Linked DNA regions of Homo sapiens: region 1 is linked to region 2. Evidence: read pairs that join two places in POLR2A ChIA-PET (ENCODE). Cell type or tissue: Panc1. All regions are shown on one strand.

The links. ChIA-PET counts read pairs that join two places held together with the same protein. Peaks named below come from ENCODE experiments on the same cell type or tissue, not always from the same donor. Only the 100,000 strongest peaks of a DNase experiment are listed, where the experiment ranks them.
Region 1: POLR2A ChIA-PET joins it to region 2 with 9 read pairs; 1 of 35 experiments calls an interaction of 5 or more read pairs at or near these places.

What each region holds. Positions count from the first base shown.
Region 1 is chr12:111,491,027-111,495,026 of GRCh38, forward strand. The region is part of intron 14 of ATXN2 (ataxin 2); the gene reads right to left. Among named protein-coding and RNA genes, the nearest start is that of SH2B3, 87 kb to the left of the region's middle. In Panc1, no CTCF peak of the experiment used is centred here; a DNase peak (open chromatin) is centred at 2,139.
Region 2 is chr12:112,017,497-112,021,496 of GRCh38, forward strand. ERP29 (endoplasmic reticulum protein 29) reads left to right here. Exons shown (of 3, transcript NM_006817.4): 2 at 2,260-2,398. LOC124903021 (a long non-coding RNA gene) reads right to left here. Exons shown (of 2, transcript XR_007063464.1): 1 at 3,080-4,000; 2 at 1,303-2,419. Among named protein-coding and RNA genes, the nearest start is that of ERP29, 6.1 kb to the left of the region's middle. In Panc1, a CTCF peak has its summit at 2,894; a DNase peak (open chromatin) is centred at 1,553.

The sequences.
Region 1 (4,000 bases), 530 kb before region 2:
GGATAACCTGAGGTCGGGAGTTCAAGACCAGCCTGACCAACATGGAGAAACCTCATCTCTACTAAAAAACAAAAAAATTAGCCAGAGGTGGTAGCGCATGCCGGTAATCCCAGCTACTCAGGAGGCTGAGGTAGGAGAATTATTTGAACCCGGGAGGCGGAGGTTGTGGTGAGCTGAGATTGCGTCACTATACTCCAGCCTGGGCAATAAGAGCGAAACTCTGCCAAAAAAAACCAAAAGAATCTTAATTTTGGTAAGCCCCACCACCGTGGGTAAAGTCCTCTGGGGTCCTAAATAAACTTGAAAGGCAGTCTAGACCAGAAGGACTGCAATTCCTGGACAAGTCATGGTACTGTGCTGGGCTCATAGTCAGTGGACTTGGGGTACATGTGACCCACTGAGACACCAGCTAGGGTGGCCAAGGGAGTGCTTGTGCCAGCCTTCCCCCAACTCCAGGTACCACAGCTCACAGCTCTGGGAGGAGAGGGAAGAGTAGGGAGGACTTTGTCTTGCAATGTGGATACTAGTTCAGCCACAGTAAAATAAAGCACCAAGCATAGTTCTGAAGCCTCAATTCTAGGCCATAGCTCCCAGATGACATTTCTAGACATATTCTGGACCAGAAGGGAACCCATTGCCTTGAAGGGAAATACCTAGTCCTAGTAGGATTCACCACCAGCTGACTAAAGAGCCCTTGTGCCTTGAATAAAAAACAAGGTGCCATGTCGTATTGTGCCAGCTTCAGATATGACCCCGCACATTCACAGCTGTGGTGTCCATGGGGAGACCCACCTGCTTGAGGTGAGAGAAGAGTAAAAAGGACTTTATCTTGCAAGTGGGTGCCAGCTCAGCCCCAGTACAATAAAGCAGATTCCTAAAGCTCCCGATCCCAGGCCCTGGCTCCTGGGCAGCATTTCTAGACACACCCTGGGCCAGAAGGGAACCTGCTGCACTGAAAGTAAAGACCCAGTTCTTGCAGGATTCTTCACCTACTGACTAAAGCACCCTTGGGCCTTAAATTAACATCAGTGGTGGCCAGAAAATAGCTGCCACAGGCCTTGGGTGAGACCAAGTACAGTTCCAGTGACGGTGGCCATGGCAGTGCTTGTGTCACCCTTCCCCAAACTCCAAGCAGCTCAGCACAAAGAGAGACTCCATTTGTTTGGAGAAATGTAAGAGGACAAGAGACTGCCTGGTAATACAGGGAATTCTCCCAGATCTTCCCCAAGACTACCAAGGTGATACCTCTACAGAGTCACAACATTACTAGTCTTGGGGTGCCCTCTAATGCATGTATGGCTGCAGTGAGCGAAGACTTAGATGACAACACTTAATTCCCTTTGAATACTTGAAAAACCTTCTCAAGAAGAATGGGAGCCGGATGCAGTGGCTAACGCCTGTAATCCCAACACTCTGAGAGGCCAAGGCGGACAGATCACGAGGTTAGGAGTTCGAGACCAGCCTGACCAACATGGTGAAACACCATATTTACTAAAAATACAAAAATTAGCCAGGCGTGGTGGCACGCACCTGTAATCCCAGCTACTCAGGAGGCTGAGGCAGGAGAATTGCTTGAATCCGGGAGACGGAGGTTGCGGTGAGCAAAGACTGTGCCACTGCACTCCAGCCTGGGCGACAGAGCGAGACTCTGTCTCAAAAACAGAAAAAAAAAAAAAAGAATGCGTACAAACAAAACCAGACTACAAAGAACAGAATACCCAACTCTTCAATGCCCAGACACTGATGAACATCCACAAGCATCAAGGCCATCTGAGAAAACATGACCTCACCAAATGAACTAAAAATAAAGGACACCAGTGACCAATTCCCAAGTGATAAGAGATATGTGAACTTTCAGACAGAATTCAAGCTGAATGCTTTGAGAAAGTTCAACGAAATCCAAGATAATACAGAGAACAAATTCAGAATCCTATAAATTTAAAAAAGAGACTGCAATAATTATTAGTAAAAAGAATCAAGCAGAAATCCCAAAGTGGAAAAATTCAATTGACAAACTGAAAAATGCATCAGTCTCTCAATAGCAGAAATGTATCAAGCAGCAGAAAACATTAGTGAGCTTGAATTCAGGCTATTTGAAAATAAACAACCAAGTTGGGCACGATGACTCACGCTTATAATCCTAGCACTTTAGGATGCCAAGGCGGGCGGATCACCCTGAGGTCAGGAGCTCAAGACCAGCCTGGCAAATATGGCAAAACCCCGTCTTTACTAAAAATACAAAAAGTAGCTGGGCGTGGTGGCACATGCTTGTAATCCCAGCTACTTGGGAGGCTGAGGCAGAAGAATCGCTTGAACCTGGGAGTTGGAGGTTGTAGTGAGCCAAGATGGCACCACTGCACTCCAGGCTGGTAACAGAGCATGACTCTGTCTCAAAAAAAAAAAAAAAAAAAAAAAGTTCTTCAATCTGCAAGAAAAGGATGTTAACAAACAATAATAAATCACCTGAAGGTGCAAAAACTCACTGGTAACAAGTACACAGAAAAATACAGAATATTGTAACACTGTAATTGTGGTGTATAAACTACTACTCATATTTTGAGCAGGAAGAATAAAAAATGAACCTTTCAAAAATAAGAACTACAATTTTTTTTTTTTTTGTGAGACAGAGTCTTGCTCTGCTGCCCAGGCTGGACGGCAGTGGCGCGATCTCGGCTAACTGCAACCTCCGCCTCCCAGGTTCAAGCGATTCTCCTGCCTCAGCCTCCTGAGTAGCTAGGATTACAGGTGCGTGCCACCACGCCTGGCTAATTTTTGTATTTTTAGTAGAGACAGAGTTTCACCACGTTGGTCAGGCTGGTCTCGAACTCCTAACCTTGTGATTCGCCCCACCTTTGCCTTCCAAAGTGCTGGGATTAGGCGTGAGCCACTAGGCCAGGGTTTTGTTTTGTTTTGTATTGTTTTTTGAGACAGTCTTACTCTGTTGCCCAGACTGGAGTGCAGTGGCGCACTCTCGGCTCACTGCAACCTGGGCCTCCTGGGTTCAAGTGATTCTCCTGCCTCAGCCTCCGAGTAGCTGGGATTACAGGCACCCGCCACCATGTCCGGCTAATTTTTCTATTTTTAGTAGAGAGGGGGTTTTGCCATATTGGCTAGGCTGGTCTCGAACTCCTGACCTTAGGTGATCCGCCCACCTCAGCCTCCCAAAGTGCTGGGATTACACACGTGAACCACTGCGCCTGGCTTATAACTACAGTTTTTTAAGACATAGTATAATAAAGATATAAATAAAAACAACAAAAGTTAAAAAGCGGGCAGATGAAGTGTAGAGTTTTTATTAGTTTTCTCTTTGCTTGCTTGTTTTTGCAATCAAAGTTTCAAGTTGTCATTGGTTTAAAATAATGGGTTATAAAATGTTATTTGCAACCCTTATGTGATCTCTTTTTTTTTTTTTTTTTTGAGACGGAGTCTCACTCTGTCGCCCAGGCTGGGGTGCAGTGGCACAATATTGACTCACTGCAACCTCTGCCTCCTGGGTTCAAGCAATTCTCCTGCCTCAGCCTCCTGAGTATCTGAGATTACAGGCACGTGCCTCCACGCCTGGCTAAGTTTTGTATTTTTAGTAGAGATGGGGTTTCACCATGTTAGCCAGGCTGGTCTCAATCTCCTGACCTCTTGATCCACCCACCTCGGCCTCCCAAAGTGCTGGGATTACAGGTGTGAACCACTGCACCCAGCTGTCATGGTGATCTTAAATCAAAAACACCTACAACAGATACACAAAAAATATAAAGCAGGAAATTAAAACATACCACCAGAGAAAATCACTTTCAAAACAAGGAAGGGAGGGAGGGAAAAAAGGAGCGAAGAGGAAGTAAAAAAGAAGGGGGAAGGGAGGGAGTAGGACTACAAAACAACCAGATAATAAGTAACAAAATGGTAGTAGTTAAGTCCTCACTAATCAGTAACAACACTGAATGTAAATCGACTAAACTCTCCAATCAAAAGATACAGAGTGGCTAAATGGATTTAAAAAAAAGGC
Region 2 (4,000 bases):
CCAGCAGAGAGCAAATGAAAAAGCTCTTGAGTGGGAATAAGTTTCATGTGCTGAAGTGAAATAAGGCCAGTTGGGCCAGAGGGATGTGATCTTATTTGTATTTTAAGTCTTTCCTGCTTTTAGGCCCCCAGAGCTCAGGCTTTTTGGCATTTAAAGATGACTTGTTCTGGTGTCTTCTCCTCCCTCCTTTGTGTCCCTAAACAGTGTTAAATATTTTTAAAAACCAAGAGGACATCAGTACACTGTAAAGGACAAAGACTAACAAGAACATTGTATCTTTTTTTTTCTTTTTTTTTTTTTTTTTTGAGGTGGAGTTTCATTCTTTTCGCCCAGGCTGGAGTGCAGTGGCGCGATCTCGGCTCACCGCAACCTCCGCCTCCCAGGTTCAAGCAATTCTCCTGCCTCAGCCTCCCGAGTAGATGGGATTACAGGCGCCCACCACAACGCCCAGCTAATTTTTGTATTTTTAGTAGAGATAGGGTTTCACCACGTTGGCCAGGCTGGTCTTCAACTCCTGACCTCAGGTGATCCACCCATCTCAGCCTCCCAGAGTGCTGGGATTACAGGCATGAACCACTGTGCCCAGTCCAGAACATTGTATCTTTGCCTTCAGCCAGAATTATGTCAGCTTGACATAATTTTTTTTTTCTTTTTAGAGAGAGAGAGAGAGATGGGGTCTCACTCTGTTACACAGGTTGGATTGCAGTGGTGCAATCATAGCTCACTATAACCTCTAACTCCTAGGCACAAGTGATTTTCCACCTCAGCCTCCTGAGTAGTTTAGCTGGGAATACAGGTGTGTGCCACCATGACTGGCTAATTTTTTTTTTTTAAGCCAGCTATGTTGCCCAGGCTGGTCTTGAACTTCTAGCCTCACGTGATCCTCCCACTTCAGCCCCGCAAAGTGTTGAGATTACAGGTGTGAGCCACCATGCTCAGCCTTGACATGATTATTTACAGTGATTGCCTGTGATGAAAAAACTTGATAGGGATCACTTGGATTAGGAAAACAAAAAGTTGATGGAAGTGAGGAAGGCAGTGTTACCCTAAGGTGGCTTGTTAGATAAAACTTGTGCATTGGGAGAAACCATCAAAAGAAGTCCTTGGCTTCTTCAGTAAGTTAAATGTAGACTTAGCATATGACCACCACAGTTCCACTTGTATATATACCCAAAAGAGTGGAATACAGGTGTTCAAACAAAATGTGTTATGTGAATGTTCATAGCAGCACTATTGACAGTAGCCAAAAGGTGGAAACAACCCAAACATTCAGCTGATGAGTGAATAAACAAAAATGTGGTCTATCGTACAGTGTAATATTTATTTGGCCATAAAAAGTAACAGTGTGCCAATACATGGTACAACATGGACAAACCTTGAAAACATGCTAAGTGAAAAAAGCCAGACACAAAAGGGCACATATTGTACATTTCCATCAGAATAGACAAATCTATAGAGACAGAAAATAGATGAGTGGTTGCTGGGGCTGGGAGGAGGAAGACTGGGGAGTGACTGCGTAATGAGTATAGGGTTTCCTTTTGGGATGATGAAAATGTTCTGGCACTAGATAGTAACCTCTATGGTTGCACATTCTTAATGCACTGAATCATGCAGAATGTACACTTTTAAATGGTTACAATGGCAAATATTATGTGAATTTTACTGCAATTAAAAGTCTTGGCCCTGACAGTTTAAAACCCAGAGATCTAGCCAGAGGGAAGTGTAGTCTAGGGAGAAGACATTGTCCCAAGCCTGGCCTCTCACTAGCTTATCTGCCCTGAAATTGCTGGGTTCAAACTCTGGCCTATCTAGCCAAAGCGTCCTCCATGATGCCAACTCCTTTGTAGGTAGGTTTGTTTATTTTTGTCAGATTTCTTGTTCAGGGTTTACTGCGAAAGGCCTCCTGGGATGATGAGCATGACAGGGGCTGATGTAGTATGCAGAGGGTCTCCTTCACCTAACTGAAAGGAACCCTGAAGGAGAAGGCCTTAGTATGTCTGCAGCCTTGTTTATTCTGGACAGGGTTGTGTATATCTTTGATTAGTGTGAACAGGTACTAATGGGGTGCCCTGCATGTTGCTGGCACTCACTAAATTGTTAAATGAGTCAGTGGGTGAATGAATAAATATTAGTTTGTGAGAGCTTGCCTCCCTTGTGGGCTTGTTTCCACTCTATTTCTTAAACAGGGGCCCCTTGGGAAGGGGAATTAGCCCCAAAAGTCCCTGGAACACCCACTTGCTCAGCTCTATACGCCCTCAGGTCATTCCCAAAAGCAAGTTCGTCTTGGTGAAGTTCGACACCCAGTACCCCTACGGTGAGAAGCAGGATGAGTTCAAGCGTCTTGCTGAAAACTCGGCTTCCAGCGATGATCTCTTGGTGGCAGAGGTGGGGATCTCAGGTATGGACAAGTCCAGGACGGCTGGGGGGGCAGAGAGGGAGGAAGCTAGAAATCGTTTCCCTACTTGGAACAGGAATACCCAGCATCTTTCCTTCTGAGCCACTCTCAAGGAGTGTAAGTAAACAGGTTCATGGTCTCTAAAGGAATCTGCTGCCCACAGTAGGCTTAACCTGAGCAGATTTTGGGACCATGGAATCTAAGCTCAGCTGTACAGGTGCCTGAAGGGAAGGGAACCCCTCTTCCTTCACATTCCACCCCTCTCTGACATTAAACTGTGAGAACTTTGAGCTCTCCTTGCAGGGAACACTGGGCAGAGGGGGTGCTATGTCCCCTAGGGGACAGCATAGTCAGTTCTTCTGTCTTCATTTCAGTTTATGTACCAAAACTGTTAGGTTTTGGTGTTAGCTCAAATGCACTGATGCCACCACTAATCCAAGGGCACCTCCCAACCACAGCGACAGCTTTAATAGTCACCAGCATTTAGTGGCTGACAGGGTAAAGATCTGCACCCCCATTGCATTTTAAATCTTCACTTGAACTCTGCCTGAGAAGCAAGATGTATTATCTCCATGTTATACTTCAGGAAAAAAAAAACTGAAGCTCAAAGATTAAAGGACTGTGGGTGATAGAGTGGCTCATCCAGAGCTCCACCTAAGTGTTTAGTCCCAGGCAGGGGCTTACTTATTTCACTTCCCTCCCAGCTTGGATGCCTCCATTCCGTAGTAAGCTGGGAACTTAGTAGAGCGTCTGGTCCTGGGTAGAGATAGCTGGCACACCTCTCCAGGACAGTCAGTCAGATTTGACTCAACTTCAGGTAACTCCCTTGGTGCTTTTATTAGAATAATAATAATAGTTAACATTTATCAGATGTTTACTGCGTGCCAGGCCGCTGTGCTGAGTGTTTTACATGTGTTTCATCTTTGCAAGAGCTCTGTGAAGGAAGTCCCATGTGGTACTATTACCTCCATTTTTTCAAATGAAGAAATGGATGCTTAGAGTAACTTGCTCAAGATTGTGGAATTGTTAAGTGGCAGAACTAGGTTTGGAACCCTAGGCATCCAGTACTACCACTACTAGTAGTTGGTCTTAGCCGTTTCTCGGCAAAGTGTAAGAAACCAGTTGTCACAGCATCAGTCCTTGGGGCTGCTACTGCTCGTTAGGAAGGATGTTGCAGATACTAACAGCAGCTACCACATATTAAGCATATAACCCTGCCAAGTATCACGCACATATTCCCTCATCCGGTCCTCCCAACAGCCCCCATGTGGCAGGGACTGTGTTCCTTCCCTACCACATGCTCCCCTTTCTCACCCAGCTCCAGCCAGACTGGTCTTTGTAATCCTGAAATTTCCTGAGCTTAGCCCTGCCTCAGAGCTTTTGCACTTGCAGTCCTTTCTGCCTGAGACACTCTTCCCAAATCTTCACGTAGCTTGCTCCAGGACATTCAGGTCCTTTAGCTGATGTCACCTTCACAGGGAGGCCTGCCTTGACCACCTGAAGTGGGCTTTCTTACCCACTTTGTCACATCGCGCTGTTTTGTTTTCCCTGTGGCATTCATCACCTGTGTTTATGTGTTTGTTATGTCTCTTCTCTCCCTTAGAA